Regions from separate parts of the Mus musculus genome. Here all the other regions are linked to region 1. The links are chromatin loops, found by intact Hi-C in ENCODE. Cell type or tissue: heart. All regions are shown on one strand.

What was found. A loop is a pair of places that touch in the nucleus more often than their neighbours do. Peaks named below come from ENCODE experiments on the same cell type or tissue, not always from the same donor. Only the 100,000 strongest peaks of a DNase experiment are listed, where the experiment ranks them.
Region 2: a loop joins it to region 1, with 2.4 times the contacts of the local background. A loop is called at or near these places in 4 of 42 quality-filtered maps.
Region 3: it touches region 1 in a loop (2.1-fold over the local background); 2 of 42 quality-filtered maps call a loop at or near these places.
Region 4: it touches region 1 in a loop (9-fold over the local background); 6 of 42 quality-filtered maps call a loop at or near these places.
Region 5: a loop joins it to region 1, with 5 times the contacts of the local background. A loop is called at or near these places in 9 of 42 quality-filtered maps.

What each region holds. Positions count from the first base shown.
Region 1 is chr10:96,330,633-96,335,632 of GRCm38, forward strand. The region is part of intron 2 of Gm33782 (a long non-coding RNA gene); the gene reads left to right. Among named protein-coding and RNA genes, the nearest start is that of Gm33782, 24 kb to the left of the region's middle. In heart, CTCF peaks have their summits at 2,238 and 2,784 (motif pointing right); DNase peaks (open chromatin) are centred at 2,359 and 2,799.
Region 2 is chr10:96,256,210-96,261,209 of GRCm38, forward strand. Gm40747 (a long non-coding RNA gene) reads right to left here and starts at 2,699. Exons shown (of 3, transcript XR_001779846.2): 1 at 2,426-2,699. In heart, no CTCF peak of the experiment used is centred here; a DNase peak (open chromatin) is centred at 1,972.
Region 3 is chr10:96,752,763-96,757,762 of GRCm38, forward strand. No RefSeq gene overlaps it. Among named protein-coding and RNA genes, the nearest start is that of Gm33897, 40 kb to the left of the region's middle. In heart, a CTCF peak has its summit at 2,450; no DNase peak of the experiment used is centred here; H3K27ac peaks cover 3,243 bases.
Region 4 is chr10:96,236,300-96,241,299 of GRCm38, forward strand. The region is part of intron 1 of 4930459C07Rik (RIKEN cDNA 4930459C07 gene); the gene reads left to right. All of the region lies in intron 2 of Gm40747 (a long non-coding RNA gene), which reads right to left. Among named protein-coding and RNA genes, the nearest start is that of 4930459C07Rik, 13 kb to the left of the region's middle. In heart, no CTCF peak of the experiment used is centred here; DNase peaks (open chromatin) are centred at 2,162 and 2,782.
Region 5 is chr10:96,210,934-96,215,933 of GRCm38, forward strand. No RefSeq gene overlaps it. Among named protein-coding and RNA genes, the nearest start is that of 4930459C07Rik, 13 kb to the right of the region's middle. In heart, a CTCF peak has its summit at 3,122 (motif pointing right); a DNase peak (open chromatin) is centred at 3,148; H3K27ac peaks cover 498 bases.

The sequences.
Region 1 (5,000 bases):
TGTCCATGATTTAACATTCTCACTTTACACTAGAATTTTATTATGAGAAATAGAACAGATGGCAAGAAGAGCTAGAGGTGAATAAGAACCAGAAGGAGACCTAAGGCTGATACTTACTCGGGTTACTTATAATGCACACAGCCTACAAAGTAAGGGAGAGCAAAAACCCTGCAAGTATATGACTTTTATGCTTCATTTATTAGTTTCATGTGGTGAGTTTTATGGCCTTTAGAATGTGGACAGAGATTGAGTTTCACTTTTAAAAGGAGTACTTTGCTCTGTGGTCCAGTGCATGACCATCAGACAACAAATTAATTCTCCCCATAAATACTTAAATGTGCTTCAGCTCGCACTTCTCCTTCGTCTTTTGTTGGGTTTGACTTTTGTAACAATACCCATTGTGCCCAGTGAGTGTCTGCTGTCAGCTGGCTCTTAATGAACCTGAAAGGCATTGAGGTCCCCAGCAAGCCAAGATGCTGAATAGTGGAGTCTCAGTTGAGAAAAAAAGAAAACAGCCCATAGCAAATGTTTGTTCTCTGATTCATTGTCACAGATCGATCGGCTGTACATTTTCAACAACTTAAAAAAATGAGGACGCCCAAAGTTCTTAAAACTTTCTAGAAATGGTTAATGTAGCATTTGTGGACCATGGTTGTATGTTAGGAAAACCCAAGAAGTGTTTCACTTCCCCAGTGCCCTGGCTACAAACTTCTCTAATTCAACCAGAATCTTTGTGTTTAGACCTGTGTAAGTCCTGTGTGTATGTATATACATTCCTGTGTGTGTGAAGATGTGCTTGTATATATCCTGCCCATGCATTTCAGCATCTGCCCTAAATCATCACAGCAATACACTGGTTTTGAAACACGATCTCTCAATGAACCTACAGCTTGAGGATTCAGCAAGAGCGGCTGGCTGTCCAACAACCTTCGGGGGATTTTCTTTGTCTTTGTCTCCCCTGTGCTAGAATACCCATATAGATTATTGTCTTGCCTAGTTTTATGTAATCTTCACACAAGCTAGAGTCATTGGAGAGAATGCTTCCTTTAGATCAGGCTATAGGCAAGCCTGTAGAACATTTTCTTAATTAGTGATTGAATGTGGAAGGGCCCCGTTGTCGTTGATTACCACCCCGGCCTGGTGGCTCTGGGTTCTAAAAGAAAGTAGGCTAAGCAAGCCATTGGAAGCAAGGCAGTAAGCACTACCCATCTGTAGCCTATGAATCAAGTCCTTCCTCTGGGTTCCTGACCACTTGGAGTTTCTGCTTTGGCTTCCATGGACTCTGATTCAGGATGTGTACGTCAAATAAACCCTTTCCTCCCCGAGTTGCTTTTGGTGGTAGTGTTTCACCAAAGCAAGATTAACTCTAAGGCAACTGTCTTATCACTTCTCACAGGGGCTCTAGGCATCCAAACTCAAGTCCGCTTGCTTGTATAGCAAGCACTTTAACAACTAAGCCATCTCCCCAGCCAGCACTTTAACAACTAAGCCATCTCCCCAGCCCCGTGCACTGGGATTTTTTTAAACACTCGCGCATTCTAGACTGCTCATTCCCTTCTGTTTAAAGGAATAGCTCCATTATCAGAAAACAATAATTCAACTCTTATGAAATCCCATCCATGGACATGTTAAAGAGATGTGGAAAGGGCTTTGTTCAAGTTACACACACATTTTTACCTGCCCGCTATCACTTTAAAACTTGGATGGATCTTCATTTAAAGAAAAGGGAAGTCCTGATAAAAATGGTAGTGTGCAGTGCCTCTTAAAACACTAGCACTTCAGGACCTTGTCACTGGCTTATCTGAGGGACAAAGAGCTGGTGCAGACTCTTTAGAAGGGGCTATAAGCTTTCTGGTTCTCCACAGACCCTTCCAGTCCTCAGCCTGTTCCCTACCAGGCAGCACTCTGGATATCTGTTTTTGACTCAGTTCACAGAAGTCTGTCAAAGCTCAGGTTCCTTTGTCTCTTCCGTATCCCACACAGGAGATTCAGCATGTGCCAAAGAGCTGCCTTTGACCTGAACGCTCATGCCATCCCTTCACGTCTCTGGTATTGGAAAGGTTATCAGGTTCCTCTCTGAATTCTACTCCAGCTCCTTTCCCCCACCCCAGAGGCTTTGTTCTGTGCTTTTGCTTTAAGAATGAAGACAAAGCCTGACGATACATCTATTCTCCTAAGACTCTAGTTCCTCAAGGCTGAGTGCCAGCTCCCTGATTTGTTTCCCGTCCAGAGCTGCGAATACAGAGACCGCCAACAGGGCAAGGCCATTTTGCTAATGACCTTCGTAGGGCTGACTGCACAGCCAGTCAACAGCAGATCTGAAAATAGAACTCAGGACTTTCAAATCATTGTTCTGCTTGCTGGGCTGTATTTCCTCCCATAAGGGCCTGGTTAAGCAACGTCCTGTTTTGCACAAGCAGAAGTCACAATACACATATGAGAAACTGGACTGGACACAAGGATCACAAGACCGCACCCACCCTTAGGAAAGATGGCTCTGTAGCATGAAGCAGTGCGATTTGTTTCTAGTCCTGCCGGTTTGGGTTGCAAGCGGGCTCACAGCTGGTCAAATCATTGACTTTGCAGTATGTGGTGTTTTAGGAATTTTCAGAGTGCCAAGTGTCAGGTATTTGCCTGACAACACACCAAAAAGACATTTATGCAAGTGACAGAACAGTGTCGTAAGGTGGCCACCAGCTTGGGAATCACTGTGTTTGTGGTGCAAGTGCCATGGGAGAACCAGAAGCTTGGTGGCAGATCATTCTTTTAGGGTATTCCTTGTGGCCTGTAGAGGGCAGATTGAAATCGCAGAGATGCCCCTAGGCACTGTAGTCATCCTGGACTTGGAGGCTGAGGCAAGAGGACCTCGTGATCAAGACCAGGCAGTTCCTTTATTACCTCGAGCTGCCTTAAGGGAAGGAAATGGGGTGGGGGTGGGGGACGACGAAACAGAACAAAACAAACAAACAAAATGACTGGAATTGTCAAAAGTCAATCAATAAGGGAGTTTTATTTGGGAGCTGACAGCAGGATTACGTACAGTCCAGAACACAGGTATACAGGTGGCCACTTGCATGTCCTGAGAACAAAGGAAAGCCTGGGGGGTTTTAGCAAGCAGAGAAATCTACACATGAACATACCTGGTCCTTCTCACTGCCTGTGGGAATGGCAAGGTCTGATGGATGGGTGGGGCAGTGGGTAAAGCTAGTTTGAAGATTGTAGTTGGCAGTTACGCTGTTAGCTACTAAATAAATCAAGTCTTGAACATGCCCAGGGTGTTCCTTTGGACTGTTTCTGGAAGATTGGATCTGGAGCAGGCATGTATTGGTATGATTTCCCTTCCTTGCCTCCAGCCCCCGCCCCCCTCCACCTTAGTGGGGTGTGGTAGGAATGCTTACAGAAGGTTGGGGGGTGGTTTACACTTCCTGATGTTCCTTCAAATTGTTGAGACCTCTCTGTTCCATGCTAGCCCACGTAGAGGGCTTGCTAGCCCTTCAGTGATCTTCAGTGTGTTCTTGGAGAGCAGAGCCTGAGGATGCTAGCTGTTTTTGCCTCTCAGTCAAGCTCCTGGCCGCTCCGCAGGACATAACAGAGTGGATTCCAGGACCCTGAACTAGCTGTAGTACGTGAGCCCTGGATCTATGTCTCACACCTGCCAGACTTGAATCGAATGGCTTTGTGTCTTTGCGTCTGTTTGTTAGTCTGTAAGACAGGCGCGGCAACAGCTGGTAAGACCTCGGAGTCATTATGAAATTGAAATGAGTTGTTATTCATGGATTGCTTCAAAAGATTCTAGACAAAGATAATAGGTTTAGTTGTAGGCAATCAATAAACGACCTAGCAACGGGAAACAACTGCAGTTAGCTATGTGGAACAGGCCGAACACACCACAGGACCCTCCTTCCTTCTCTCCTTCTTTAGAGAAGCCTGCTTTATAGTTCAAAAGTGGGCCCTTGAGATCTCATTCCTCATTGCTCCATACTACAGATAGAGCAACTGAGGCACAGGGAAATTAGGTGATTTATTTATGTTTACCCACCAGGCACGTGACAGGATGGAAGGACAGGGCACTGTATGTACTGATGTCACTCACGGTTTTGCCATCGTTGTGCCAGTTTGGTATTTATTTCCTAGGAAAAAACCATAGAGGAAGCTGCTTGTGATGTTCTTCAGATGCTTAGATAGAATCGTTTACAGACACTTTGGAAGCAGCAAAACATGCAGAAGTACCCATGGGCGGTGATGGCAATGACTAATGCACACATGAGGACTCTTACTGCAGCCTCACTTAGCATATCAAACGGCGTTAAAAATAATAATTAGCCTTGGGAACCCAGAACAAGAACACCCAGTCATTTTGACACACCTAACTGCAATTTGATCTGTGTGTGTGTGTGTGTGTTTCACCTACTCATAGCGGCAGCTGTTCAAGAAACGAACAAAAGACTGTGTGGAAAATGGCAGCGTCAGGAGGTTGTGCTTTCTTTGTTAAAACATGGGAGATGGTGTGTGTGTGTGTGTGTGTGTAATTATTTCCTTGAATGTGTACATGTATACATACATATATATTTTACAGATTTTTACATGTCCTTCAATAGCTTCCTTAGCCATAACTATAAATAGAAATGATGAATGACATTTTTTTTTCTTTCTCAAACCTCAGTTGCTATAACCTAATGTCATGGAAAGCAAATCAAACTGGAGGCTGGGAAATGGAGAATCCGGCCCTTGCTTCTCCATCAAGTACATCTTTGGAAGAGGCCTGGGGAGTTTCTCAGTCTATCAGGGCCACCAATGTTTCAGTCTGAAAACACTACTTTAGTTTGTCATTACCTATACAAGTCCTAATATCTTTTATGTCCTTTCCAAGGAACTTTTATAATAATAAAGAATTTATTTCTGACAGGGGAGGGGAAACATACATCTCAAATTCTAAATCCAGACCTTCACAGTTAACAATGTGCATTAAATTTAGTAGGCTTGTTTTCTTTGTTGTTGTT
Region 2 (5,000 bases), 74 kb before region 1:
ACTTTTACTATGATGTCGAGCCATTTTCCTTTGTGCCTTGTATGTAACTGTCTGCCTTTTAAAAGTATTCAGGATGGGTAGGAGTAATGCCAGGGTGCATTGAATGGGAAATACTGTCTGGGGTATTTCTGCTTATTTGCTATAAAAATAACAACTCGTTCTTCCCACAATGTAAGGGATAGGATGAGGCATACCCTTAGCTGTGGCGTTAAAATTTGCCATTTATTTTTATGACCACATTTAAAACTTCCGTGGGATACTCTATAGCTATGAGTGACCATGGAGATGTCATGCTTCACGCTGGGACTTTTGGTAGAAAGTGAGATTTTTATTTCCATTGCAGATTTTGGAAATTCTGGCCTCGGGTGGATGAATTAGGGCCAATTCTTTCATTATATTTACTTAAAATTTAAAAAAAAACCTGGCTTTTGAAAATGTAATGAGAGTAATTCAATATAATTTCTTAGATTTCCAGAAAACCTTGCCAGTCTCAGACACCGTACATAACTCTTAACTGCTCTGACTTCCGGTTTGGTTGTGTTTCCGGATGAGACTCTTAGGTGACTAATTCTGTAGCCATGCTCAGCTATCTAAAACTGGTGTCAGTGATGGGCTGTCGAGACTGCTTCTGTACATACGTCTTATTGAATATCTCAAAGACCTGACACATTTAGGGGAAGGGAAATGTTGCTTGAAAACAGAGAATAAAAGTTGATAACCACATACCATGATTCAAATACCAAGGATATGGAGGAAGGGATGGAGCATTTAACTGGGATTGACCTTGAAATAGAAAGTCTACGACAAAGAACCTCTTCAGTACAATAATGTCAACTTTTAAGTGTCAAGTTGCACATGAGGGTAGAATTTATGGTGCCAACGGGCATGAAGAAAAGCTTATGAAGTTGAACTGAGTTTGTTGATGTCCAGCCAGCCTGGGGGACATGGGAATATACTTTAGAATGCTTAAAAGAAACTGTCAAACCTCCTGCAAATCCCAAATAATTTTTAGAGGATATCTTTCAAGGTTTAAAGATTTGGTACTTGGCAAGTCCTTTTACTATTTTAGAGGTGTGGACTGAATTCCTAAAAAATAACTGCACTTAATTTTTATTTAGCTTTCACAATATAAAATATTGTTATAAATGTGTTATATACATTATATATTGATTACATATATAATGTACATTATATATAAGCACAATATAATGTACACATATTATACATGTGTATTATATATACATAGTATATATTGTGTTTATACTTGTGTCAATCATTTCTGAACCTTCCAAGGACTCTCATGAGTAGATTTGTGGTAAGGAAGAAAGAAAAAAAGAGAAGGTAATTGAGGGTGTGTGTGAAGTAAGAGTTTAGCTTATGTGGCTGGAGAGGTGGATCAGCAGTTAAGAGCATTTGATGCTCTCACAGAGAACCCAAGTTCTGTTCCCAGCACCCACAAGACAGATCGCACCTATTTAGAACTCCAGTTCTAGGGGATCCAAAGACCTTTTCTGGCTTTTGAGGGCACCCAGGGCACATACACTGGGCTCAGACACTCATTTTTGTTTCTTGTGTTTAATATATAGACACAAAAGAAACCCATCTCTAAACAGTGAATTTACCTTATGAATGCACCATCATGGGCTCAGCAGATAGTTTATGTAAACCATTTTTGTCTTTGGTGAGTTTCTTCTGCATTTTCTCTCTGCGGTGATGCTATCAAGAGGATACGTCAGCGAGCTCTAACTAATCTTACTTCAGTGTAAATCAGGAGATAAAGCTCTCTTTAAAAATTTCCTTCCCAGAAAAGGAAATCCCTTCTAGATAACAGGGATTTTTTTTTTATCAGTTTTCTCTGTAATGCAGTTCTCTTGGCAAATTCAATAGGAAACAAAGAAAACTCCCAGGCAGGTGGTTCCTGTCTCTTTCCAGCCAAGAAATGCAGACTATGCTCTGTCTTCAGTGCTTGGCTCTGTCCCCTTTCTCCCTTATTCCTGAACACGTGCTTTTCTGACTGGCAGCTGTTGGCATTCTCAACCTGTGGGTCGCAACCTCTTTAGGGGTCAAGCGACCTTTTTACAGGGGTCGAACACCAGATATCCTGCATATTCGATATTTACATTACGATTCATAACAGTAGCAAAATTGCAGTTATGAAGTAGCAGTGAAGTAATTTTATGGTTGGTGGGGGTGGGGTGGGGGGGTCACCACAACATGAAGAACTGCCTTAGGAAGGTTGGAAACCACTGGTTCATTGGATAAAAATGAGGGGTTACCTGCTCAAGTGGACTTGGACTCTTCTGTCACTCAGGTTCTCTGACTCAGAATGTGAGTTCAACTAGACGTATTTATTGTCCATTGAATAGAGTGTACCAGTCAGGGTTATGTTACGGTAACAAATGCCCCCCCCCCCCATCTTCATCACCTTAGAGAAGCACTGATATGTTGCTCCGCTTACTGACTGTAGGTCAGGTGTGGTTCTGTCCCTTGTCCATTTTCTGTGTTCCTTTTCAGATCTGTTTGACCGAGGAAGTTCCATACAGGGATAAAATGAACCCGCATTAGAGGGAAGACAGGCTTCTTCTAGGCCTTTCTCTTCAATCCCTGGTCATTTGCCGAAGGACATCTGGAGTCCCAGACTGATAAGATTGTAAAATCCAACCCCATGGAGAGACTCTTTGGATAGTCATGGACTTTGCTAACATATGAGGCACACTGTCTAATGTCTCGTTCTCCCCTAGAGGACTAACAACCTGGGTCAACTTGAGCCCTTCCAGACTACGTCATAATCTATTAGCTTTATCTTTTCTAGAAAATGCCAAACCTGCGGGGTGAGGTTTGTTTCACAGTATTTTGAAAGCACTAAGACTACTGAGATAATGCAACTGAGTGTTGTGAAGAAACCTTTAAATTATGTCTGGATATCGATCTCTTCAGTTTTAGAATTTACCAATCAATGTGTTCAGTAAGCGGTCTTCCCTTCAGCGGGCCTTAGTCCATGCATGGACACCTCTCCTTACAATAATAGAAAAGAATGGCAGAATACTTCCCTGCTTCATTCTCCGAACGGATTGGAAATGAACTCAGGGACAAGGTGACACCTCGAAAGGGAAGTCACTGCCTGTGACCAATCCCTGGCCCATTCATTCTAGCCACATTCATTCCCCAGAATGAGAAAGTGATTCGGCTGTTGCTTTTCTCTCCATCAGCACTGCAAGAGAGTGTGAAGCATTGGTATTCGATTAGTCATGTCTTACATAAATACGAGTGCCCTTTCTTATCAGCCAAACTAAGCCGGGCGCTTAACAGTGGCTCAGGCAGCCTAAATTTTTACCCAGAAGGACCTTCTAGTTGGAATGAGACTGCGGCACACCTTATCCTCACACAGACAGCTGATGACAACCCGTGACAAATGTTAAGAAAGATGCTTATAAGGGGACTTTGAGAAAAATATAAGAAATATGATTTACTTTGTTTTCTGGTTAAGGCTTTTTATAAGACAACAACTGAGCTGAGATCCGAATGCAGATTAGAAAGGATGAGGAGGAATCAGTTGTGGGATATGCAAAGGCCAAGTGAGGAGACAAAGAGAGGCCAGTTGGGAGGGAACACAAAAAGCCAAGCAGCCACAAAATGACAGGTGGGTAGAGCCAGTTCACGCATGGACTTGCCTGCCCTTAGAAGGTTTGGGGTGGTATCCACGGACAACTCTTTAGGAAGAAGCGAGTAAACAAAGCAGAATCTTCAGACATCACTCAGGTTATCATGGGAAATCGATGCGGTGATAACAAAGCAGGACACCGACAAAATATCTTTCGTAATTGTGGAGATGATAATTTCCCACATTTTATCAGATTCACGTTCCCCAGTAGATTAAGATCCATTGATTTACATGATCATATGACCAGCCCAAAGTCACCTCACCCTTAGACTGTAAGCCTGGGTACAGCTTGATCTGTTTGGAAAGCTTGGGTGAATGCTAGAGTTTAGCTCTCTTTCCTTGAGAAGAATTTGTGGGACATAGCTTGGCAGAGACCTCATTTCCTAGCCCATTGTATCTTCCTTCCCTCTTCTGTGTGTGTGTGTGTGTGTGTGTGTTGGGGTTGTGTATCAAGTGACTGTATCTGGTCATCAGAGCATACATAGAATACCCAGTTGACACTTGAGTCTATGTCTTAATGTTTCCACAGTTTTCCTGGTTTTCTAGCAACCTTGGGAAGCATGTTTTCAAAATGGCAGCGTCACAAGTAAAGGATCTGTTTTCTGAGTTATGGAGGCAGCCGGGACAGCTGTCCAACTGTGAACACCTGCACTGTGTTCTTAGTGACTGAGGAATATGTTTTTATTATCTTACATAATTGAAATTTACAGTTCTTTATTGGAACAGTTAATCCACCCTGGCAAACAAAAGTAGCATTTAACCCAGAGAGATACAGTAAAATAGGTGCATTGGCTGGGCAAGAGACCTAGCCTCATTTCTTCTGGAATCAAAATTCCAACTCAATTCTTCTCTGAGATAGAAAGGGCAATTTGCAAATTCATCTGGAATCATAAAAAAAACCTAGGATAGCAAAAACTATTCTCAACAATAAAAGAGCCTCTGGTGGAATCACCATGCCTGACATTAAGCTGTACTACAGAGCAATTGTCATAAAAACTGCATGGTACTGGTACAGTGACAGACAGGTAGATCAATGGAATCAAGAAACAGCACTGTCTGACAGGCCATAATTTCTGGGTATTGTTTTGCAATGTGTGAGTTACTCTGAGCCCCAGTTTCTCACAAACGGTACCCAGAGACTGTGATGGTCTTGGACCACAGGAGCTATGGCTTTAATATTGGTAAAGGAGACATACTTTGAGTAGAGATATTTCCTTACTCATTATTGGATATTTCCATACCCAATAAAGATATTTATTGACTTTCTTGTCAGACAGTTTTTCAAATTTGCCTGGGAAGGCCTAGGGATTTAGCTCAGTGGTAGACTCTGTGCCTAGCT
Region 3 (5,000 bases), 420 kb after region 1:
GCCAGGAGTTGAAAGAGGCAGGGAGACTTGCGAAGCCTGGAACTAGCTCCTCTCTTCTTTAGCCTAGGTCCATCCAAGAATGGTCCATGGACCAGGTGGCTTCCCCAAGATGCTTATCTCTGGTCTGTGACAGGGAAGCTACAGAAAATAAGATTAAACATTCGAAAACATCTGTAAATATCAGCCACTGAAAGCCAACTTCATTATTTGCCTCATGAAAAAAAGAAAAACAACAACCAAAGACTAAAACAAGAAACCTTGTCATTCCCCCACTGAAATGGAATCTAATATGTTGTCATGGGATTTTGCTGTCCCAGTGACTTAGTAAGACATGTTCACGTGCTTGCAGATGGAAACATCTGGAAACCTATCAGGTGTGAATGACAAAACATGTCGCAAGATTGCAAGTGACCTGGGAAGGCTGATGAACAGGCACATTAATAACGTCATGCTAATGGATTTTCTATGCAGATAATGGGCCAGCCACAGTTCACTCATCAGCTAATACAGTTGTAATGTGTTGTTTCCTATCTGAGCGAGAAGGCAGTCACATTCGGATATTACAGATGCCTCCGACACACACACACACACACACACACACACACACACACACACACATACACACACACACATACACACACACACACACAAACACACACAAACACACACACACACACACACACACAAACACACACACACACACACACACACACACACACACGAATACTCATTCCCCTTTGAGGTAAATGTATTCTAAACTGATAAGTTATCACCTTCCCCAACTTTCCTGGAAATCCAAGCAAATAACATTTCTATGATGGTCCTCATGCTTTTGTTGAATGTGCATATTAAAAACAAAGGAAAGAAAAAAAAAAGGCAGACAGACTTTTTCCTTTCCTCTTTTAGAATCTGTTCCAAGGAGTCAAGCCTGCCAGAGAAAACAGACAAACTCTAAAGCACAACAATGCCTATTATGTGTGGGGTGGGCACTGCCAGACTCTGATTACTGTCCAGACATTAACCCCTGGAGTGTCTTAGGAAAGAAAGACCAAGTCGGAATCCAGACATTTCCAGAATTCTACAGACATTTGTGGTGTGAGAACCTGTGTTTTTATAGTAAGTACTGACAGAGGGACAGGCAAGTGAAAGACCCCACTGCTCCTGCCCTGCATGTTTTCAAGCCTCATTCTTCCAAGCAGACTAGACAGACCCCCTTGCCTCTGCCCTTGCCTTTGTGGGCTTGTCTGATGATGCGTGAGTATATGCCCCTTCCTACCTCCCCTATGTGTGGTGTCCACTCCAGGTCAGAGGGACTCGTCAACTTCTGCAACCATGGAGGAAACTCTGTGGGTTTGTTAAGGTCACCCCTTCATAGTAAGGCTGCTGGAAACAAAATGAAACACAAACAGAAAAACTCTTAGGAAAAGTTTCTTTCTCTTCCTCACACATCCTTTGCAGGTCAACAGTCTCAGATCTCAGATAAGGAGAGCCCCCAATGCTGCCCCCACTGAGAGGTTGATATAATGTGTAAGCAGACTATCTAGTATATGCCTGTAAACTGTCTATGTGTGTGCTGTGCAGTAAGAGAGCTGGACTTAGGCAGTTCTGACTCAGGGCTAATTACACAGAATGGGAGGAAAAAGTAGGCGGGGGATTTGTCAAGGCTGTCTCTACTTACCTTATCTTTATGTTACCCATCATTGATATCCTTTGGGTCATTGCTGTGCTGTGCTAAAAGAAAGCCTCCAAAATGATAAAGTCATCTTAACTAGATGTAATGATGACGCCTAGGGAAGTCACTGCAGATGCAAAAGCACCCTGAACTTTTCTGTTCATTGAAATGATACGATTCTATAGGCTGTTTCAGAGATGAGATGTCTGTTCTCTGGATGAAAAGGCACCTTGAATGGAGGGCCAAGAAGAATGGATCTCATTGTTGCCCTTGTTTCTTTCACCTTGAAGGCACAGCTGCTCAGTGTTTCCCCCCCACAGACCATAAATATACAAAAAAGAAATGTAGTGTCCCTTAGTCCAGAGGTTCTCAACCTGTGGGTCTAGACCCCTGTGGGGGAATTACATATCAGATATCCTGTGTATCAGATATCTATATTACGATTCATAGCAGTGGCAAAGCTATAGTCATGAAGTAGCAATGAAACAATTTTATGGTCTGGGTCCCTACAATGCAGTGAACTGTACTAAAGACTTGTAGCATTAGGATGGTTGAGAACCACCACATTAGTCCATTCTAAGGAAGGGGTCCCCCTCTGCTAACATTGGTCAGTGCAGCATCCTCAGAGTGGGGGAACCCTTTTGCAGCCAAGGGAGGGATCTGGCTCCAAAGCAAGAGAACAGTGAACTTCCCACCAGGCTGCTTCTAAGCCTTACTGTTCTGTTCTGGACACATGGAAGGCAATTTACGTGGATGTGATCTGGATCCTGGACAGCCCCCCTACCTTAGTTCTTTGGAATTTCACTCTGAAAAAGAAAGGCCTCTCTTTGACATTTAGGGGTTTAGGATCTCAGACTGAAAACATTCCCAGACTAGTGGTAATAATTCTGGCTTCTGTGCACAGTTTAAAAGAAGAATAGTAGACTCTCTTATATTCATTTTGGTGTCTTCTTAGCTGCCACAGTACTTAACAAAACACCTCATTCCTACTTTTTAAAGGGTATCCTGAGACTGCATATGATTCCGGATATTTGCCGGAAACGCTGCCCATTGTTTTCAAAGGGCGTGGGCCAAATGCCCATCATTAAGACCCTGAAGTGATTGCATGGACATGAAGAAGAGGAATAGGCCTGCATGAGAGAAAATAACTGTCTGAGACTTCATGAGTCTCAAACAATGGGGCAGCTGCTTTCCTATAAACAGATGATTATTATTATTTCTACCTAGACAGCTTGATAGCAGGCATTATCTTCTCTCTGAGTGTCTTATCGAGTTCTGGCTGTGTGAGGCGTGGGTGATAAGGGGTAAGAAATGTCACCCATGGGATTGTCAAGGACTATTTCCATGCAGTCTGCACAGCAGCCAGTGTCTCAGAACTGAAAGGGAGTCCTATTGTTCACACTGGGCCCTCACTCTTCCGACTACGCCGGGAGTGAAGAAAAGAAGACAGACGGAGCTGCTATTGTGTGGGGGGATTGAGATTTCATTACTCTCAGCTGAACGTCAAGCAGTCTTGATTTTTGAAAAGCAGAATCAGCTGTGGAAGATTTTGAAGGGAGAGAAGAAGAATGAAGTGAGCTCAGAGATTCTTAGACCTGGGAAGGGGTGTGAAAAAAGAGAATGTGGCGTTCTCAAATCTCTGGACTTAAGATCCGAGACACGTGAGCCCTGGAGTGATGAGCAATATCCCCTAACCACAGTGTGCGATCCAGTTCTTATGTATTCTCTCTCTCCTGCACCAGTCCTCAGGAAATCAGTTTTTCAGATTGCTCTTTCATCATCTCTTTCTTCATCGTACTAAGTCCTGGAAAGGAATTAATATGTTATTGCAATTAAACATTATGAATGTTCTGCCTCTGAATATTTGAGAAAAACAATAAAATCTCTTTCTATTTTTGTTTCACTATTTCAGTTTCCTAGCCTTATATTTCCTTTGAGAAAACATGGCATCAGGAAGAAGAGAAAAAAAAAAATACAAAGGTGTGCTGTGTTCATAGAGAGTTCCCTACAAAGTGTTCCAAATACTTGAGTCATCTCTGGGCAGTATTAGGGTCACGTTGATGTTATAGTGCAGGCTACTTGGGAAAGAACCAACTCTGTTCCCCCCCCCCTCCCCACACACACAATGTTTTCAATCTCTGTGGTAGATGGAATTTCAAATGAATAAGATACTTTGCTCTTAAACCAACACAAGGGAAATCTTAGCCATGGCGTCACAGAGATAGGGAAAGAATCAGCCTGAGGAAGGAAGGGCAAAGAGGAGGCACAAAGAGGCAAGGGGGACGTGGGGAAGGACAAGTGGCTTTGGCTCCTCCTGCCTTGTGATTGCAGGGGTGGAGGTCTCTTGTCTGTGTTCCTGTAGCACCTTGGCTGAAATGAGTTCTGGAGGCACGTTTGTTAGTTGACTTAGTGAAAAGATTCAGGCTCTCAGCATTAAGATATGGGAGGAATGCTACTTCAACTAGGGAGATTGTTTCCTGTTGTTTGAGACAGTGTCTCACTATGGGGCTGAGTCTGGCCTGGAATTTCTAATCACTATAATCAGCTCTCTAACGTGATAGGATTACAGGTGTGTCCCACCATGCCTGGCTCAATTATTCTAGTCTCTTCAGCCCTTGAGAATTTAGTAGGAAGCCTAGATTTACAACTATTAAAAACTTTTAAAATATATTAATTTGTTATCTTTAAAGAACGTTTTAAATGTATTCCTTGACAAGTTCATGAATGCATACAGTGTATCTGGATAGCCACCGAACTCTTCCCTCTCCTTTACCAAATAACACAAATATGTTCACCTTATGAATTTCCCAGCCATTGGCTTTTATACCACCAGATAAAACCCTCCTGTGGATCTGGCCTCAAAGTCAATCAGAAAGTGGTTGATTGACCCCACAACAAGTGCAAGTATAGCACCACTGTGTGTGTCTTGCCTGACAGGTTGGTAGTGTAGCATGGAGGGGCCACAGCTAAGAAAGGCTGCTGCAGATAATTCTCCCTCAGCAGTCTGTGTAGCACCTCATGACACTATAAAAGCTAGCATAAGGTGTAATGGTTTGTATTTGCTTGGCCCAGGGAGTGGCACTATTTGGAGGTGTGACCTTCGTGGAGTAGGTGTGGCTTTGCTGGAGTAGGTGTGTCACTGTGGGTGTGGGCTATAGGAGCCTCATCCTAGCTGCCTGGAAGTCAGTATTCTGCTAGCAGCCTTCAGATGAAGAAATAGAATTCTCAGCTCCTCCTGTACCATGCCTGCCTGCATGCTGCCATGCTTCCTGCCTTGATGATAATGGACTGAACCTCTGAACCAGCCCCAATTAAATGTTGTTCTTAT
Region 4 (5,000 bases), 94 kb before region 1:
TCTGAGGCCTCTTTCTTTCTTTCTTTCTTTCTTTCTTTCTTTCTTTCTTTCTTTCTTTCTTTCTTTCTTTCTTCCTTCCTTCCTTCCTTCCTTCCTTCCTTCCTTCCTTCCTTCCTTTCTTTCTTTCTTTCTTTCTTTCTTTCTTTCTTTCTTTTTCTCATCAAAAGCTTTTTATTTCTTTTTTTTTAATTAGGCATTTTCCTCATTTACATTTCCAATGCCATCCCCAAAGTCCCCCATACCCTCCCCCCACTCCCCTATCCACCCACTCCCACTTTTTGGCCCTGACGTTCCTCTGTACTGGGGCATATAAAGTTTGCAAGTCCAATGGGCCTCTCTTTCCAGTGATGGCCGACTAGGCCATCTTTTGATACATATGCAGCTAGAGTCAAGAGCTCCGGGGTACTGGTTAGTTCATAATGTTGTTCCACCTATAGGGTTGCAGATCCCTTTAGTTCCTTGGGTACTTTCTCTAGCTCCTCCATTGGGGGCCCTGTGATCCCTCCAATAGTTGACTGTGAGCATCCACTTCTGTGTTTGCTAGGCCCCGTTATAGTCTCACAAGAGACAGCTATATCAGGCAGGGTTCTGAGGCCTCTTTCAATGTTCAGACATCACAAGTCGGGACTTTGGGGCTTCTAATGTAAAGGGCAGCCTCCACGTGTTCTCTGTGTCTCCAAGTGCTTTTTTTTTTTTTTTTTTTCCTCCTGGAAGATGACCAGATATGGCCCACAGACAGAATCAGCACTGACTACACACCCATGTTTTCCTTTCCCCTTAAAAAATTCAAGATTGTGACCCACATTGGGTACTTTGCAGCAAGCTTGCTAAGTCTTGACCAACTTGGTTTTGGAATAATGAACAATGAGTCAGAGTGGAACCATTCAAAGAAACCCACAAAACATTTCTTCGAGAAAAGATTTGCGGGTAAGGAAAATGATGCTCAGATGTCTAATACGCCCTGCTTGTGGTCATGTAGAGTAGGTTATCCTCATGAAAACTGGAGAGGTACTTGTGCTTTGCACTAATCCTCCTTGTTTATTCATGGAAGTATTAATTGCCTTATTTCTTATTTCCCCCAAGTAAGGGCAAAAGGTAGCTCCCGATACTGGGTCCAGGAAGAATAAAGCTAAGTAAGATTATACACTGGCCATTTCTTATGTAAAGTGCTGCCCTTCATAGAGAGACCTTAGGAATTGTTCTCTTCCTGGGACAGCCAGTGAGTGTTAACTGCTGGAAGCATCTCTCAGCAGTCTACGTAGACAGCTTATTATTTTGAGGGCTGTGAAATGCCATTTAGGTATGGATTGATGTTCTTTTGTTGTTGATCCTCAATCTTCTGAAACAGGAGACCTCAAGGGGTCTATTTTCATGAAATGCCCACCAAAATTTTGCCTCAGTCTGAGCCAACTAGTGGATCACTGATTGCCAGTGCCCAGATGATGACTACCGCCGTGTTTCTCAACCTTGCCATGAGGATAGCACTCTGTGATCTGTGACAATGAGTAGTGAAGTCATTCTTAGGGGCTTCTGGGACAGCTTTCTTTGTGCTCATCCACTGAGTTGATGGTTGGTGACTTGAGGACATGATGCATGAATCACAACCTCTGCCCTGATGTCTAAGGTACTACCGTCTGACTTCCAAGACAACTGTGATGAGTCAGATCTCGCCTCTTAGTAGTTAGTTACTTGTGCTGTTTGGAGGGTCTCAGATAAGCCCTTGGGAAGTTTGTCAGCTGGTCTGGTTGACTAGCAGGATTTTGTTTCCCATAATCGGGTGGCCATTTAATAACCTTCTTTGCCTTTGGGTTCCCAAGTTAATAGAGCTCTGAAAAATATAATCCCTTCTAATTAAGTTTTACCACATGGTTTAATGCTATAAAGACTTTTACCAGGGGGCTTAGGTCATACTACAAATGCCCCTCTTCCCACTCATGTGGGGGGACGTCTCTGCTTGCTTTGAAACTGAAGTGTTCCCAGATAGTATAACCTTCCTTCAGTTCTTACACGTAGGCTTCCTTATGGGCTTTGATTCTAAAAGAGTAGTTAGACAGTGCTCCTCAGACTGGACTGGGGCTGAGGGTTCTGAAGGCATCCTGCCCCCCCATGAATGCTAAGCAGTCCCGGTGACCACAATGTGGTTGACATTGTCCCAGTGAATGACAGGGCTTGAGAGATGGGGAAACCACACAGCCGTAAGAACTGGCAAGCTTCCACACTTACTGTGTGCCAGAAGAGGAGCCCAGTGGTTTACATGTGCTCTATTATCTGATTTTTCATCATAGTCCAAGAAATGCTTCTATATTCCCACTTTGCAGATGCGACTGTTGAGGCTCTGAAAGGCCAAATTATTTGCCTAAAGCCGTATACACAGTGACAGACTTATGTCACTTGTGTAATTTGGATCCATGGGCTGTTGAATTCTGGAACCTATACTTTAACTGTTATACTGGCTTAGTTCTGTGCAGATACTGCCAGCATCAAGAACAAACTGTATCTAGATATAAATAACACATAAATATGAGCAGGCCTGGTTCATGGACATATTCCTTTAGAGCTCTAAGGAACAAGTTAGCTTTGTGACTTTGACAGAAAACAGAAGGTAGGTTGTGAAGTTTCTTGGGTAATTCTAGGTACTTGGACACCTGTTCAGCTATTCTGGGATTCTGTGGTGGGGGTAAGGGGATACAGGGAGGGTGAGGTCATTATTGCAAAAACCATTTCCTGAAAGCTTGACTTCAGGAAATGCAGGAGCATTAAAAATACCCATTGTGTGGGAGCCGTGGCCAGATCATGACTCACATTTAACAATTGTGTCCATAGGTCACAAAGGATTTGAGGAACATAGGAGATATTCATACTAAACTCTGTCTGTGGGTGGTTCATTATGAAGCGTTCAGTAGGTTGCGAATCATGTTACCATTTCAAGAGTGACATTTACAAGTTTTCCTGGAAACTGTGAGGCCAGACTTCTTCATTCATACATTGATTTGCAATTAGTTGTCCACCTACTAAGTACAAGGAACTGCATTAGTTCCCTTAGGATATTAGAAAAAGAACTAAGTTGCGTTCTTGACCTTTGCGGTGTGTAGGAAGCACCTGCAGGAAAATGGCCTTCTTTGTAAATTTGCCCACATCTTTGCTTTCACAAAAGGAAGGCCAACTCTTAAAGGAAGATGCTTCAGTTCATTTCCACCACAAAGAAAGGGCTCTAAGTAAATCTGCCAACTCTCAGAACTTATTCCCAGCAATCCCTGGGAGAGGCTTGGCTTGGGCTTGGTAGGTACTTTTTCTGTCATTGTAAGAATGAGACCAGGTGAAGGGAACAGAAATTATTAATTGAATGATCCTGTGCATTTTTTTTAAAATTGGCACTGAGAATGTTTTTGTTTATTATTTCTAATTTATATTTTATTCAAAGTTATATATTCTAAATAAGATATATACATATGCATTACAAAAGGCAGTAATAATCTTCTCCTAGGAAGCTACCCCAAACCCAAGGTTCAGAATAGCATCAATACTTTGCATTTCCCTATGCCTTCTTTCTCTGTCCTAGCATCCCATCTCTCCCCTTTGGAGGAAGCCATTGTCTTGAAACTATGCTTACAAGATAGAGAATGGAGGTCTCAACTCCTCCAGTCTGTTCACGATGAGGCAAAGCTGAAGGAGAAGTAGCTCAGTACTCAGGGTTCATTTCACCATGGCAGAAAGACTCATATTGGTGGCTGTGTTTATTTCCATACAGGCTCCTACTGGTTACATGGAGACATAGTGTCTGGCAAAGGAGTGGATCATCTGAAGACCTTGGTATTAGAAGTGAGTCCAGGACCAATCCTAATGAATGACTCTGTAGGAACCAGGCAGATATGAAGGCTAGGGTGATGGCTCAGTCAGGAAGAGCTCTTTCTGTGAAAGTATGAAAACTGGACTTAAACCCTAGAATCCATATAAAATAGTAGATGCAGTCACATGTGCACCTATAATCCCAAGTGTCTGGGAGGACAGAAAACAAGAGGGTCACTGGGGCTTGCTGGCCACCAGCCTGGTAAATAAGGCAGAGGACAACAAAACAGGGTGCTTGATGCCTTCCTCTGGCCTCCATTGAGATACACCTCCCTGGGAATGAGAATGCTTGTGCTCACTCACCACACACACACACACACACACACAGAATCACAGGATATTTTATAAAAAGTAATAAGAAACTATTTAGTATATATTATTTAATATTCTAATTTTTTATTGTTTTGAAAAATTCAACTAAATACCACAAGTTAATAACTGGTGATCAAAATAAACTTCAGAAGGCTGAAATATTAGCTCACTAGAAACACGGAGGAAAACATGTTATTATCAACTCTTCGGAGAGGCCATGATCTTTTTTTTTTTTAAACTTTGAAATGACAGAGGAAACCACAAGGAGAAATGATTGACACTTGCAGTTACGTAAGAAAATGGTAAATATACAACCAGCAATATAACTTAGGCCAGCAGATGGAAGCGACTTTTATCTAACATGACACCCAAGCTCTCATCTGTGGGGGAACCTCCCAGGAAGCTGAGTACAGTGGCAAACTCTTTCCAATGTGTTGGATGCAGAAGGAATAGAGAAAGATGGGCTCCAGGTGGGAACAAGACATCTGTTCACACTATGCATGAGGAGAAGGTTGTGGGCCTGATACCCAGCTATGTCTCCTGACTCTTTGGGAACTGGGGAATTGGAATGGTTCTAGGACAAAGGAGATTGTTGCGATCTAGATCTTTGTCTATTGAGGTGGGGTCACTAGAATGTAGGAGCTACAAAAGCACTCAGATATAGCATTTGGGAAGAATTAGGAAACATTTCTCAAGACTCTGACAAGGAAATGAGCTGTTTCTGCTGGGTAGGGAGAGACAGTGCCTCCCAGAGATTTTATGGCAGATAAGGACATACTGCAAGGAAGTAGTATTAGTAGTAGACAGACTGTCTTTTTGCTTTAAGAATCCACAGGGTAGTG
Region 5 (5,000 bases), 120 kb before region 1:
AGTGATGGTGTTGAAACGCTTGACCCCAGGTGATCTGGCTCTAGTCCCAGTTGATGTCCACAAAACACAGTATCCCGCCTCTTTTGGGGAGGGGGATCCCATGGCAAGGCATCACGTGATCTGTCCATCATTGCAGGAGTCATAGCTCACCGCTGGAGTAGTGAGGGGCTAGAGATAAGTCCCAAGCTTACTTTGAGGATTCATTAAGGTCACTTACAAGATCTCGAAGGTATCAGTCAGGAATAAATCTTTCTGACTGAAAATCAAACTCCATGATGAAAAAAATCAGGTTGTATAACCCTCCTCGGCCTGATCTCTCTCACAGGCAGAGTCCACACGTTGTGCCCAGCTATCACTGAGGTCGGTGGGAGAGTGTTGTCTGTGATCTAAGCACGAGGGTGGACTCTATGGGGTCAGATCTGCCAAGTCATAACGTTTGAACATGGAGGGGGTGGGGATATTAACAAGTCATGGTGACTTGCCTGGTGTTGTAGATCAGGATGTCAACAATACTTAACGACCACCTATGACACATCACTATTGTGTAAGGATTAAGTTGTATCCTCTTTAGTCCTCCGTACAGGTCCTTGAGGCCTTATCTGTTTTTTTTTTTTTTTGTTGTTGTTGTTTTGTTTTTGTTTTTGTTTTTGTTTTTGATAGAGAGGCACACTCTGAGAGGGCTTGTGACTTTGCCAGTATCACAGACCCTGATGAGCTATTAGGGACTCGACCTGTAACTTCCTCCCTCTAAAGCTCAAATCTCACAGCATACGTGGTATGCACCAAGCATGTCCAGCTACACCCAAGAAGAGGTAAAGTTGCTACCCTCATTCGAGAATCAGTCACCACGACCAACAATTATTGTTATATTCTGAGTTATGGACACTGCCTTCATGGTAAAAGAGAAAGAGACTTTTAGATAAAGGGACAGATGCATGTTTTTTGTTTTGCCATGGGTTTAGATGGAAAGGGTGGCTACCTATGAGCCCACGGGGAAATAGGACAATCGCAATGAAGTCACTGTGGAGCTGTATAGAGGACAACAAAGGGGACTGTGAGAAGCACTTGGCAGCACGGGAGGCTTGTGTGCACATAGGCATTAAGAAAAGAACCTTATGTGCTCACACACTGCCGGTTCGCTGGAACATTAATTCACAAGTACTTAGTTTAGACTTGCAGACTCTTTCATGAGGATTGCATATCCACAGTAAATATAACTAGAATTAAACCTCGCCTAAATATTTAATATGGCAGGCCGTGGAAGATCTTCAATGCTTTAAAGAACTGACTGATACTTTTGATTTTTCTAATCATCGATGCTGAGAAGGCCATATTGCATACATATACAGCCCGAAGTACAGAAATATGTGTAAGGCCATTGTAAAACTTGCTGGAAATCCTGCCTTAAACCCAAGCAAAAGTTAATTGAATGGTGTTGTGTAGGAGCTCAGCAGTGACTTGGATAGCAACCATCAAACATTCAAACACAACATGATCCAAATCTATACTCATGGATGTGACACTCCCTGGCTGGGGCCAGATGACAGGAGCATCTTTGCTTTCCCTAATTCAGCTGTTAACATTTCTAGAAGAGCAGAAAGCTGTGCATATGATAAAATACAAAAAAAAAAAACCAAAAAACAAAAAACAAAACAAAACAAAACAACAACAGCAAAAAACCCCGCAGTCCATAGCGTGCAGGGCGTCTGAGCGTGATGGTTCAATGGACTAGTTGAGCATGATAGTTGGGATGAGTGACGGCATCCATAAGCATACAGGCTCCTGTGTGTTCCGAGCTGAGAGTACAGAGAAGCTGTGCGGTGTAACACAGGCGAGCCTAGCCTGAAGCACCTTGGGATTGTTACACAATTGAGGCTGAATTTATTTTTGATCATTGCACATCCAGGAGTCTTCTGCTATTGTCACTGTCTTTAGAACGGTCACCTTCAGCTAAGCGACCCTGTAGTGGGGTGACGACTTACAGTCAGACGAAGCTGGGCTCTGTAACATCTTTAAATATGCACACAGTATTAATACACCAGTGCAAATGCCTTATGAAAATAGAACATATTTACATATTTTACATTGCTAACCCCACTACTGTGGTGGCATGGGAAGCTGGGTAGCCAACTGATTTTTAATGTAAGATATTAGAAATACTGGCTTTCATATTCATATATATGTATGTATGTATATATATATGTATGTATGTATATACACACACACACATATAGTATGTGTGTATATATATCGTATGTGTATATATATACACGATAATATCGTAACTATACTACCTATACATGTGCATATATATATATATATATATATATAAACTAATTTGAATTGCTACTCCATTGACTAAGTACTTACGATGAATTGTATGACATACATCTCCAGACCCGCCCCCCTGCCAGCCCTGAAGGATATACCTCACTCATTTTCTTTTCTTTCAAGAAACCAATTTTGCTATCTTCAAGCAACCACTTCTTTTGTTGAAGCAAAACAGAACAAACAAACAAACAAAAAATCAACATTAAGATTTTCCTAAGCATTTAGAAACATGTCGAGCAGCCTGGGACATTCTGGAACCCTGTCAGAGCCCTGGTCTGTGAGCTAAGGAAACAATTTTGTTTGATAGAGTTACTATCTTCTGCAAAGGCTGAGTGTATATTATGTCGCATAGTCAGAGCACTGGGGGACACCCCCAGAGGGAGCTTGTGATGAGTAAATAACTTAGTAAGGCAAAGAATGGACACTGTAAAACCATTCCTTAATTCAAGGCCACGTGTTACTTTGGGATTTAAGGAAATATATTGGCATCTTCTATGTGATAAGATGCTTCAAGCATTTATCCTTAAAAAGGACTAAAACCCATTTTTTTTTCTCTCCTGTTTGTATCATTTCCTCCTCCTCCTCCTTACCCCTTCCCCCCCCCCCCAGTCCACTTTTCTCTCTCCCTCCCTCTTTCCCTCTCCCTCCCACTCCTATTCCCTCTGCTTCTTCCCCATCTCCTCTCCTCCCCTTCTATCTCTCCATTCTCCCTTCCTTCCCCTCCCCCTTCTTTCCCTGTGGTCATTGAGACGAAGTTCTTTTAACTAACATCCCATTTCCGCCAGCAGAGGGCACTGTTTGCGCGTTTAAGTAGATGTCTCCGCTTTGTTTTTCCAATGTGAACAGTATCTGAGTCACAGGCAGGCACGCTATTCGGCTGGAAAGATACTGGGGAGAAGGCCTGCCTGAGTGGTAGTGTTTCAACATCATTTTGCCGAACATTTCCTTTGTTCTCGGCTGCTTGGAGGGATGTTCATTGCAAATGCCCTTCTAGTTCCCGGTGGAAAATGTATGTTTTGAATGTGTGTTTTGAAGGCAATGGCATTGGGTCACTCAACGTCTAAATATCACAAGTGCTTCAAACCACTTTAGGTGTCAAATTCTGAATCAAGGTATCAGCCCCAGAGTAGATCGTCTTGCTCCGGGAGCATCATAAATAATTTCTGTAGCAGCATATGACATCATAAAGCAATCAGGCATTCCCTGTACACCATAATCGATGGACTTAGATGTCTTCGGATGGAAGGGTATGGTGAAAGACACTTTTCCTCTCACTGGACTTGAGCACTTTAGAATTAGTCAGTGGCTGCCTATCAAAAACGAAGTGAGTCACGTTCAACTTCCAATATATTGTGGAATATTTTCTCAAGAGTTTCATACACATCATTTATATAATATTGGATTATATATTTTGTGGTGAAGTAAGTACTTTTACATTTTTACGGCAATTATTTAAAAAAAATTAATCAAAGTGTAGATGAGAATGGCATACTTTAACAATGAAAGTCACGGTTAGTCAGATACCTACTTGACTTTCCCAGTCCTCAGTATCTCTCTCAGCTCAGGTATAACTTTTCATTTTGGAACCTGTATTTTAGTCCACCCCCCCACCCACCATCTCTGAAACAATCAGCTTGTCTTGCTATTCTCTAAGCTACTACTTTTAGATGTTAGCTGCTGTTTGACTGTAGCAGGAGTATGTTGCCCAGGGTTGTGTGTGTGTTTGTTAAAGCTCGGTCGCCAGTGTGGTGATGCTGGAGACAGGCACCTTTAAGAGAAGGTGGGGTAATTAGACCAAGGTAATTATTTCACACGGAAGGGATCAAAGCCATGTGTATGGGAACCCGCTGACTTCCTCTTAGAGTGGGTTGTTATAAAACATAACGCTCACCTTTCTCATGATCTGGCTTCCTGCCTCTGCCATGTGTTGTCTCTTTCCTTGCACTGGCTCCCCCACGGCACCATCTGCCACAGGGTAGCACACATAGGGGACTGTCACCAAGGGCCAAACACTCTAGGTTTACCCAGGGTTGAATTGTCAGACTCAAAAATTGTAAGCTAAACAGATCTCTCATCATTCCACAACCCAAGGTGGTTTGTTAGAGCCAAGCAAAGCGGGATTGTCTAATACTGTGAATTGTCCTTTTGGAATGTACCGATAGATAAGACTCTCACCTCTCTGTCCCTCTGCTCACCTTATTTCTGTCACATCTCTGTTGGTTACCTGTTCAGCTGTAGGAAGAGCACTTAGACCTTCCATGGTGAGCAGTCTACTCTGAGTGGCCTTGCTGTTCTCCGATGCCTTCTGCCGCCCAGGTTTAGTAAATTTCCTCTACACGATCAAGGTTACTAATGTTTTCCTTGTGCTCTCTGGGCACGATGATAACGTCTTTGTCTACAGTATGTGAACTTATCAATGGCATTTTCCCTGAAAGTCAGGGTTGCTTCTCACGGCGACCGATCGTGTGTTAGTTATTGTTGTACTCCTGTCTCTTACTATGGTGTGGCGTGTGTGCGCGCGCACGCATGCGCAGGAGCGCTTTCTTGTATTTCCATGTGTGGGGTTGCCTATGCATGCACATGCATGTGGAGACCTAGGGTCGATGTGAGGAGGCTTCTTTGATTGCTCTCTACTTTATATAAGAAGGCAGGGCTCTCACTGGCACTGA